2 separate regions of the Homo sapiens genome follow, and region 2 is linked to region 1. A link is an interaction called in ENCODE POLR2A ChIA-PET data of the cell type or tissue named here. Cell type or tissue: PC-9. All regions are shown on one strand. Each heading gives the region's core, and the rest is flanking DNA. Links, peaks and the distances in the headings are about the cores only.

The links. ChIA-PET counts read pairs that join two places held together with the same protein. Peaks named below come from ENCODE experiments on the same cell type or tissue, not always from the same donor. Only the 100,000 strongest peaks of a DNase experiment are listed, where the experiment ranks them.
Region 2: POLR2A ChIA-PET joins it to region 1 with 6 read pairs; 2 of 35 experiments call an interaction of 5 or more read pairs at or near these places.

What each region holds. Positions count from the first base shown.
Region 1 is chr7:36,813,053-36,817,555 of GRCh38, reverse strand. No RefSeq gene overlaps it. Among named protein-coding and RNA genes, the nearest start is that of AOAH, 91 kb to the right of the region's middle. In PC-9, for the core only: no CTCF peak of the experiment used is centred there; no DNase peak of the experiment used is centred there.
Region 2 is chr7:36,469,384-36,473,886 of GRCh38, reverse strand. No RefSeq gene overlaps it. Among named protein-coding and RNA genes, the nearest start is that of ANLN, 82 kb to the right of the region's middle. In PC-9, for the core only: no CTCF peak of the experiment used is centred there; a DNase peak (open chromatin) is centred at 2,566.

The DNA of each region.
Region 1 (4,503 bases), core at 322-4,321:
TCCCCCCTTCATTCTATTAATATGGTGTACTACATTGATTGATTTTCCTGTGCTCAACCACCCTTGCATTTCTGGGACAATTCCCACTTGGTCATGGTTTATAATTCTTTTTATACAATTCCAGATTTTGTCTCTAGTATTTTGTTAGGGATTTTGCACTTATATTCATAAAGAATATTGGTCTCTAATTTTACTTTTTCTTGTAATGCCTTTGTCTTTTGGTATGAGTGTAATACTGGCCCCATAGAATGAGCAAGGAAATGTTCCCCTCTCTTCTATTTTTGGTGTTAATTCTTTAAATATTCGGTAGATTTCACCAATGAGGTCATCTAATCTTGAACTTTTTTTGTTGAAAGTTTTTTTTCCTAATTGCTGATTCAATTGCTTTGCTTATTATAAGTCTGTTCAGATTTTATATTTCTTCTTGAGTCAGCTTTGGTAGTTTATGTGCCTCTAAGAATTTGTCCATTTCATCTATGTTATCTAATTTGTTGGCATGCAATTTTTCATAGTATTCTCTTAAAATCTTTTTTAGTACTGTAAGGTTGGTAGTACTATCTAGAAAGTATCTAATTTCTCTCCTGATTTTAGTAATTTCAGTCTTCTCTCTTTTTTTCTTGGTAAATCTAGATAAAATTTTGTCAATTTTGTTGCTCTTTCCAAAGAAGCAATTTTTTTATTTCAATGATTTTTATCTATTGTTCTTCTATTTCTGATTTCATTAATTTGCACTCAAATCTTTATTATTCCTTCTGCTTGCTTTTCTTTTTCTCTTCTTTAAGGAGTGATAAAGTTATGTTATTGATTTGAGATCTTTCTTAAGAAAGTTGTTCATAGAATTTCCATCTGAGCACTGCTTTTGCTGCATCTCGTAAGTTATGATTTGTTTTATTTTTGTTTTTTATCTCAGAGTATTTCCTAAATTCTGAGTTCTTATTTGACCTACTATTTATTTGAGTGTGTGCTTTTACATTTTCTACATCTTTGTGAGTTTTCCAAATTTTCTTTTGTTACTGATTTTTAATTTCACTCCATTGTGGTCAGAGAACATACTTCAATCTTTTAAAATTTATTGAATCTTGCTTTGTGGCCTAACATATGGTCTATCCTGGAAAAATATTCCATACGCACTTGAGAAGAATGTGTATTTTGCTGTTGTTATGTAAAGTTTTCTATGATGTCTGCTAGGCCTAGCTGGTTTACAGTGTTGTTTAGGTTTTCTATTTTCTTGCTGATCTTCTATCTAGTTGTTCTATACACTATTGAAAGTGGGGTATAAAGTTTTCTAACTATTATTTCTGAATTATTTCTTCCTTCAATTCTGTTAGTTTTGTTTCATGTATTTTGAAGCTCTGTTGTTAGGTGTATACACATTTATAATTGTTATATTTTCTTGATGGGTTGTTCTTTCATTATCATATAATGTCCTTATTTGTCTTTCATAACAATTTGTCCTAATGTCTGTTGAGTCTGGTGGTAGATTAGCCACTTCAGTTCATTTTGGGATACTGTTTGCATGAAATATCTTTTTTCATCTTTTTGCTTGCAACCTATTTGTATCTTTGAATCTAAAGTGAGTCTCTTATAGGCCTAATATAGTTGGGTCATGTTGTTTTTTTTTTAAATCAATTCTCCTAATCTCTGTGTTTTGATCGAAAAGTTGAACTCATTTATATTTAATGTAGTTTCTGATAAGAAAGGACTTACATCCGCCATTTTGCTATTTGTTTTCTATATATCTTGTCTTTCCATTCTTTCATTCCTCCATTACTGCTTCCATTACATCCACTGTGTATCAAATAGATATTTTAGTGTACTGTTTTAGTTTTATATTAAGTGTACTGTTTATATTAGTGTACTGTTTTAGTTTTATATTAGTGTACTGTTTTAATTCTCTTGTTATTTATTTTACTATATATGTTTTAGTTATTTTCTTAATGGTTGCCCTAGTGATTATAATTATATAATTAACAATATATAATATTAATTATGTATAATAACAATATATAATGTTAATTATATAATTATATAATTAACATTATATATTGTTATAAACTGTAACAATCTATTTTGTTAATTTTGGTAAGTTTACTTCTATATAGCTCCTCTCCCTTTGTGTTTTTATTGTCACAAATTATATCCTCATCTGTTGAGTGCCCATAAATAGTGTCTCAGTCAACTCAGGCTGCTATAATAGAATGGCATAGACTAAGTGCCTTAAACAACAAAAATTCATCCTATTCCGGAATTTGGGAGGCCCAGATTAAATTGCCAGCTGATTTGGTTCCTGGTGAGGGCCTCTTCCTGGTTTGCAGACAGCTGCCTTCTCCCCGTATCCTCACATGTTAGAAAGAAAGAGACCTTCTTATGAGAACACTAATGCCATCCTGAGGGCTCACGCTCCTGACATCATCAAAACCCAATTACCTCCTAAAGGCCCCACTTTCAATCACCATCATATTGGAGATTAGGACTTTAACATAAAAATTTTGGAGGAAGAAAAACATGTACTCTAGTAAATATAGACCCATAATTATTGTGTTTTAAATGAGATAGGAAAAAAGAGGAGCTAAGAAATATAAAATTCATTAATACTTACTTATATATTTACCTATGCAGCTATCTTACCAGTGTTTATTATTTCTTCATCTGATTCAAGTTATTGTCTACTCTTACTATCTAGAGTTCTTTCATTTCAACCTGAAGGACTACATTTAGCATTTCTTGTAAGGAAGGTCTACTGGCAACAAACTCTCTCAATTTTTGTTTATCTAGAAATGTCTGAGTTTTTCCTATTTCTAAAGGATAATTTTGCTGAATATAAAGTATGGCCTGCCATCAAAATTCACCTGAGCCTTGATATCAAATGCTTTTAGTTAGAAGTCAGTCACATAGGCAAGCAGTACCCATGTAGCTGACCCTAACTTACTTCTCAGTCTCCAGCCTTTCCACAGCTCAAATTGATACAACATGGCCCAAGGCCCTAGATGTACAAAGACACGCTTATCAGGCAGTATATTCCAAGGGCTGAGAAATTATCTCCCAACAGCTGGTCAAACACCAGTCCTGAAGAGCTTTGGAATGTGCAGGATGTAAACAACCTAGGTCAACTAAGTCAATGCTTAACTACACATATATTAACGCATTTAATTTTTATAACTATCTTGTGAGATAAGCGTTTTTCAATTGGTGCCCCAAGAAATGTTAAAAGTATTCCACGAAAAGAAATATTTAATGGTTATATAAGTACTGGGAATACTGCACACTATTACCAAATTTAATATTCATAATGTACATTAACATATTAAAGGCTCTGAGAAATCCTGCAGAAAAGAAACCTGTTTAATTTTGTTTAATCCAGCGTTTCCTAAATATGGGTATCTATGGACTCTATTTTCCAAGGACTGCCTATCAAAGTGCAGTTTTCATTGAACATAGTTTGGGAACTGCCAAGATAGAGACAGCCAGTTTTACATGGAACGATTGAGGTTTAGCAACTGGCATCATAACATGCAGCTAGTAAATGGCAGCGCTGGACCTCAAATCCAGGTTTGATTCAAAGTCTTATTCTTTCCGTCATTTCATACTGGCTCCCAAGGATACATTTTCTAAGCTTTTTGAGATAAGAAGATGCATTTTAAAAACTGAACTAAATTCAAACATTGCCTTTCAGATTTTTTAATTACCCACCCTCTATATGTACATGAACATGATCTCTCCTTATCTATTGTCTCCTATCTATTGCTCTATATGTTATGTTAGAATAGAGATGTTATCACTTGAGAGGAATCATATAGGCAAGGTACTCATTTTGGGTTTCTAGTTAATGGAACAGAGATATAATGAACTATAAACATAATAAATAAGTACTTATTCTGTACATTACAAGGTGATATGAGCTGTAGAAAACAATAGAGCAACCTATGAGCAATCAAGAGTGTAGAGTAGAAGAGGTGCAATTTAGAATAATGGGGTCATGGGAGACCTCTTTGAGAAGGTGACCTTTAAGCAAAAACTTGAAGGAGGTAAAACAGCCATGCAGATCTGTGGAGGAAGAGTATTCCAGGTTGAGGAAATGAGCCAGCAAAATCCCTTTGATAGTATTCCCTGGCATGTTCAGGGTCAAGCAAGGAAATCAATGTGTTTGGAGCAGGGTGAGAGGAGGGTAGTAGGAAATGACTCCAAAAAGGTAATGGGAATAGGGGTTGTGGGCAGGTTATACAGGACCATTGTTAGAACTTTCGCTTTTACTCTGAGTGGGATGGAGATATATTGGGGTCTTGACCAGAGGGATGACACCATTTGGCTATTGCTTTTAAGTGATATTTGTGCAATGTTACAAACAGAATAATAAGAGAAGATGGCAAGATCAGAAGTAAGAGAAGAGTTAGGAGGCTTTGGGAATAATCTAGGTGAGAGATGATAATGGCTTAGATCAAAGTGGTACCAGTAGAATCTGGATATATTTTGCAGGTATAGTCAAGAAAATTTCTGATACACTGA
Region 2 (4,503 bases), core at 376-4,375, 340 kb after region 1:
CGCAGGTGCCACAATGCATAGAGCAGCACCGGGGAAAAGTCACTGTGGGATGGCTGCCTACTGAGGTTTGTGCAAACACAACACATGTCACCACACCAAGGGTGTGGTGGAACAAGCAGCCTTACCAAGGCTGGGCCCCCCCCATGGACTTCGTGCCCCCTGGGAGTTTATGGGTCTGTGGGGACACAGGATGGCCATGTCTGCCATCCAGTTGGACCAGATGTTGTACCTGGGGTGGCCCAATGTGCCTGCCACTGTGTTTCCCCCATTGCCTAGTTGCTGGCATTATTAGGAGGCACTGCATTCCCGCTTTTTGCGAGGGCAGGGGGCCCCCTGGTGGTTCTATCCCTTAGCAATAACTATCCCTGGAGTAAAAGTCATTACTGTAGAAAAGCAGGTTACAGCCTTTGCAGAGCACACAGCTCGTGCTCTGAATGACACCTGAGTTGCTCTCCTTTTGTTAACTGATGAAGTTGATCAGATCAGGAAGGTGGTGCTACAAAACCAGATGGCTTTAGACACAGTCACAGCTACCCAAGGTGGCACCTGTGCCCTTGTAGGGACACAACGTTGTACATTTATACCTGACAACCACCGGAACATAACAGCAGCTTTACAAAGGGTGTCACAGGAGATTAAGGTGATTGAGCACCTTACTGACGACCCCCTTCAGAGATGGTGGGCATCTCTGGGCTCTGGCCTATGTTGGGCTCTCATAATCATAGGTAGCATAGCAGGAATATTAGTGGTAGGTTTTTGCTCTCTGTATTGTTGCTGTGGCCTGTGGGTCCAGGGTGCTGCTGTATATGCAGGGGTCCCCACCAAGAGGATCCCCTCGGCCTAGGGGGTGTAGTGTAAGGAACATGGCTGTGCTGCAGCCAAGCAGGCACAGGGCAGCAGGCATAGGCCCAGGTAAACAGCTTGGATGATCCAGCAGGTTTGTGGTGCAGGCACACAGTCCCATGTTTATATAATCATAAGCATGTAGACATAACATAGAGAAGCTCATCACCTGGCTCTCAGGCACTATTGTTTGTGTGGTGCATAAATGTAACACTGACTCTGTGAAGGAGCTGCTGAATAAAGCCATCTCCCATCTACCTGCTGTCTCTCAAGTGTTCTTCCAGCTCCCTGCCCTACATCCACCCACTCCCCTCAGCCCTCAGCTGGGGCTGGAACCTGACCCTGAGCATGATAGAATTCTTTATGCTATTATCAGACACTTGTACCTGAGTGTGAATGAAGACACTGAGAGCTGTGTCATGGGGTGCAGGAGACAGACTATCAGGATACTGGGTACCAGGAAGGAAAGGTGGCCAGTGCAGAGGCTGAGGGCATAACTAGATCAAGGGACAAGCCTGTCTGGTGGCCAACCCATAATAAGCACCAAGATATCACTGAAATAGGAGGAAATATTGTGCCAGTTGGCTCGGATTTCTACATTTATTTTCTTACCTTACTGGCAAACTATAATTGGTCTTGTTCTCCCGGATTCCCTCAAAGTGGAAGTAAACATTTGAAAAGCAATCCTCCCATGTGCCCATTGCATGGTGCCACTTTTGGCCTCTCTGTCAGTGATGAAAGTGAATAGGCTGGCAGTCCTACAATGAGAACAACATCAGCAGAATTCCTGGCCCCCAGTGATGTTTGATGTGGTGCTGTTGACAAATAATGAGGGTTCCACTTTATTGTTTAAATTGTAACCCTTTAGGCCAGGCACGGTGGCTAACACCTGTAATCCCAGCACTTTGGGAGGCCAAGGCGGGTGGATCACTTGAGGTCAGGAGTTCGAGACCAGCCTCACCAACATGGTGAAACCAAGTCTCTACTAAAAAAATACAAAAATTAGCCAGGCATGGTGGTGGGCACCTATAATCCCAGCTTCTCAGGAGGCTCAAGCACGAGAATCACTTGAACCCAGGAGGCAGGGGTTGCAGTGAGCTGAGATTGCACCACTGCACTCCAGCCTGGGCAATAGAGCAAGACTCTGTCTCAAAAAAAAAAAAAAAGTTGTAACCATTTAATAAACCTCCCAAAAGGATGTCCCATCCAGAAAAATATAAAACTGAAGGAATACAAGGTAAGTCTACCAAAAAAACAAAAATCACTTGCCACTATGATAGTCAGAAAAAAAATTTAAACATATTTTAACATTTTACAGCTATATGTATTTGTTATCATTCATCATTAGTCAAATGAGTAATGCTATAGAAGTATGAGCAATGGAAAAATTATAAAATAAAAGATATTCCTAAATAAGTTAAAACATTTAGTCTTATAATTTAGTTTAATAATAAGTTTAGTCTAATAATTAGGTTTAAATTTGAAGAAAAGACATATGAAATTTTTTTTTAAACAGAGGGTCTTGCTATTTTGTCCAAGCTGGACTTGAACTCCTGGGCTCAAGCGATCCTCCCACCTCAGCCTCCCAAGTAGCTGAGACTATAGGCATGTGCCACCACACCCAGCTCATGTAATTTTTAAAAGAGAAAAATCCATCCTGTCCCCTTAATGGTTAGCTAAATAAATATTGAGCAAACATGGAAACTATGTTCATTGGGAGGAGTGCCAGATTCTTAGCCTGTGTCAAGCACCCTGTCCTAGCCCTGGTTTAGGACACCTACTTCTCTTTTTCTTTCTTTTTTTTCTTTTTTTTTCTTTTTTTTTTTTTTTGAGACTCTGTCTCCCAGGCTGGAGGGCAGTGGCACAATCTTGTTTCATTGCAACCTCCACCTCCCAGGTTCAGATGATCCTCCTGCCTCAGCCCCACAACTAGCTGGGACTACAGGCATGCACTATCACGCCCAGCTAATTCTGTATTTTTGGTAGAGACACAGTTTCACTATGTTGGTCAGGCTGGTCTTGGACTCCTGACCTCAAGTGATCCACCCGCCTCAGCCTCCCAAACTACTGGGATTACGGGCATAAGACACCTTGCCTGGCTTGCCATTACTTTTTATTTTTAGATGGAGTCTCGCTCTGTTGCCCAGGCTGGAGTGCAGTGGCACGATCTTGGCTCACTGCAACCTGCAACTCCCAAGTTCAAGTCGATTCTCCTGCCTCAGCCTCCCGAGTAGCTGGGATTACAGGCACATGCCACCACACCCGGCTGATTTTTATATTTTTAATAGAGACGGGTTTTGCCATGTTGGCCAGGCTGGTCTTGAACTCCTGACCTCAGGTGATCCATCCTCCTCGGCCTCCCAAAGTGCTGGGATTACAGGCATGAGCCACCACGCCTGGCCGCCATTACTTTTAAATGGCAAAGACCACGATTACTTTTGCTCCAACCTAATACAATCACAAGGAACTGGATTCTACCAACAACTTGAGTGAGCTTGGAAGCAGATTCTTCCCAGAGCCTTCAGATAAGAGCTAAGCCAGCCAACACCTTGACTTCCATCTTGTGAGGCCCTAAGCAGAGGACCCAACTGAGCCACGTGAGGCCCAGACTTCTGACTCACAAACGCTGTAAGATAATAAAGGAGGGCTCTTTTAAGCCTCCAGGTATGTGGTAATGTTTTCTGGCAGCAACGGAAATCAATACAAAGGATCTTTCAAGAAATAGGATTTACAAAGAGAGAATGAAAATCAGTATTAAGAAATGCCACGAGAAGACTAACCCAGAAGTCTCAAAACCAAAATAAAGTCATTCAAGAAACAGGAAACCCAGAAAAACACAGAAGAGGGGATTATCCAAGAAACAATCAGAGAAAAATATCCTGCCCAGCACAATGGATGTCAAAAGACTCCACAAACGTATAACATTTTCCTGAAATTTCAGAACACTGACAACAAAGAAAAGATCCAATAAAGCCTCCAGAGAAAAAAATAAGTCACATCAAAGGATCAAGAATCAGATTCTGTGAGTAAAAAAAAATACTAAAAAGAAGGCCAAGTGTGGTGGCTCACACCTGTAATCCCAGCACTTTGGGAGGCCGAGGCTGGCAGATCACTTGAGGCCAGGAGTTCAAGACCAGCCTGGCTGACATGGCAAAACCCCGTCTCTACTAAAAATACAAAAATTAGCTAGGCATGGTGGCAGTCGCCTGTAATCCCAGCTACTTGGGAGGCTGAGGCAGGAGAATCACTTCAACCTGGGAGGTGGAGGTTGCAGTGAGCCAAGATCATACAACTACACTCCAGCCTGGGTAACAAAGCAATACTCCAGCTCAAAAAAAGAAAAAGAAAACAAAAGAATCAGAAGATCTTTGGACTTCACAACTGAAGTGCTAGAACCTATAAGCAATGGAGCAAAACCTTCAAAAGTCTAAATAAAAGCTATTTCTAGCCTAGAATTCTGTGACTCACCAAACTATCAGCTAAGTGTGATAGTCACCTAATAACATTTTCAGACACATTAGCTCTCAATAAATGTGCCTGCCAGCATCTGTCTCAGATGGTCCAGCAAAACAAGGACTTAAGCTAAGGGAGAGGAAGACACCAGGTGCAGGAGGCATGGGAAGGAGGAGGGTAGGGAGGCAGAAAGCTGCTGGTCTTACA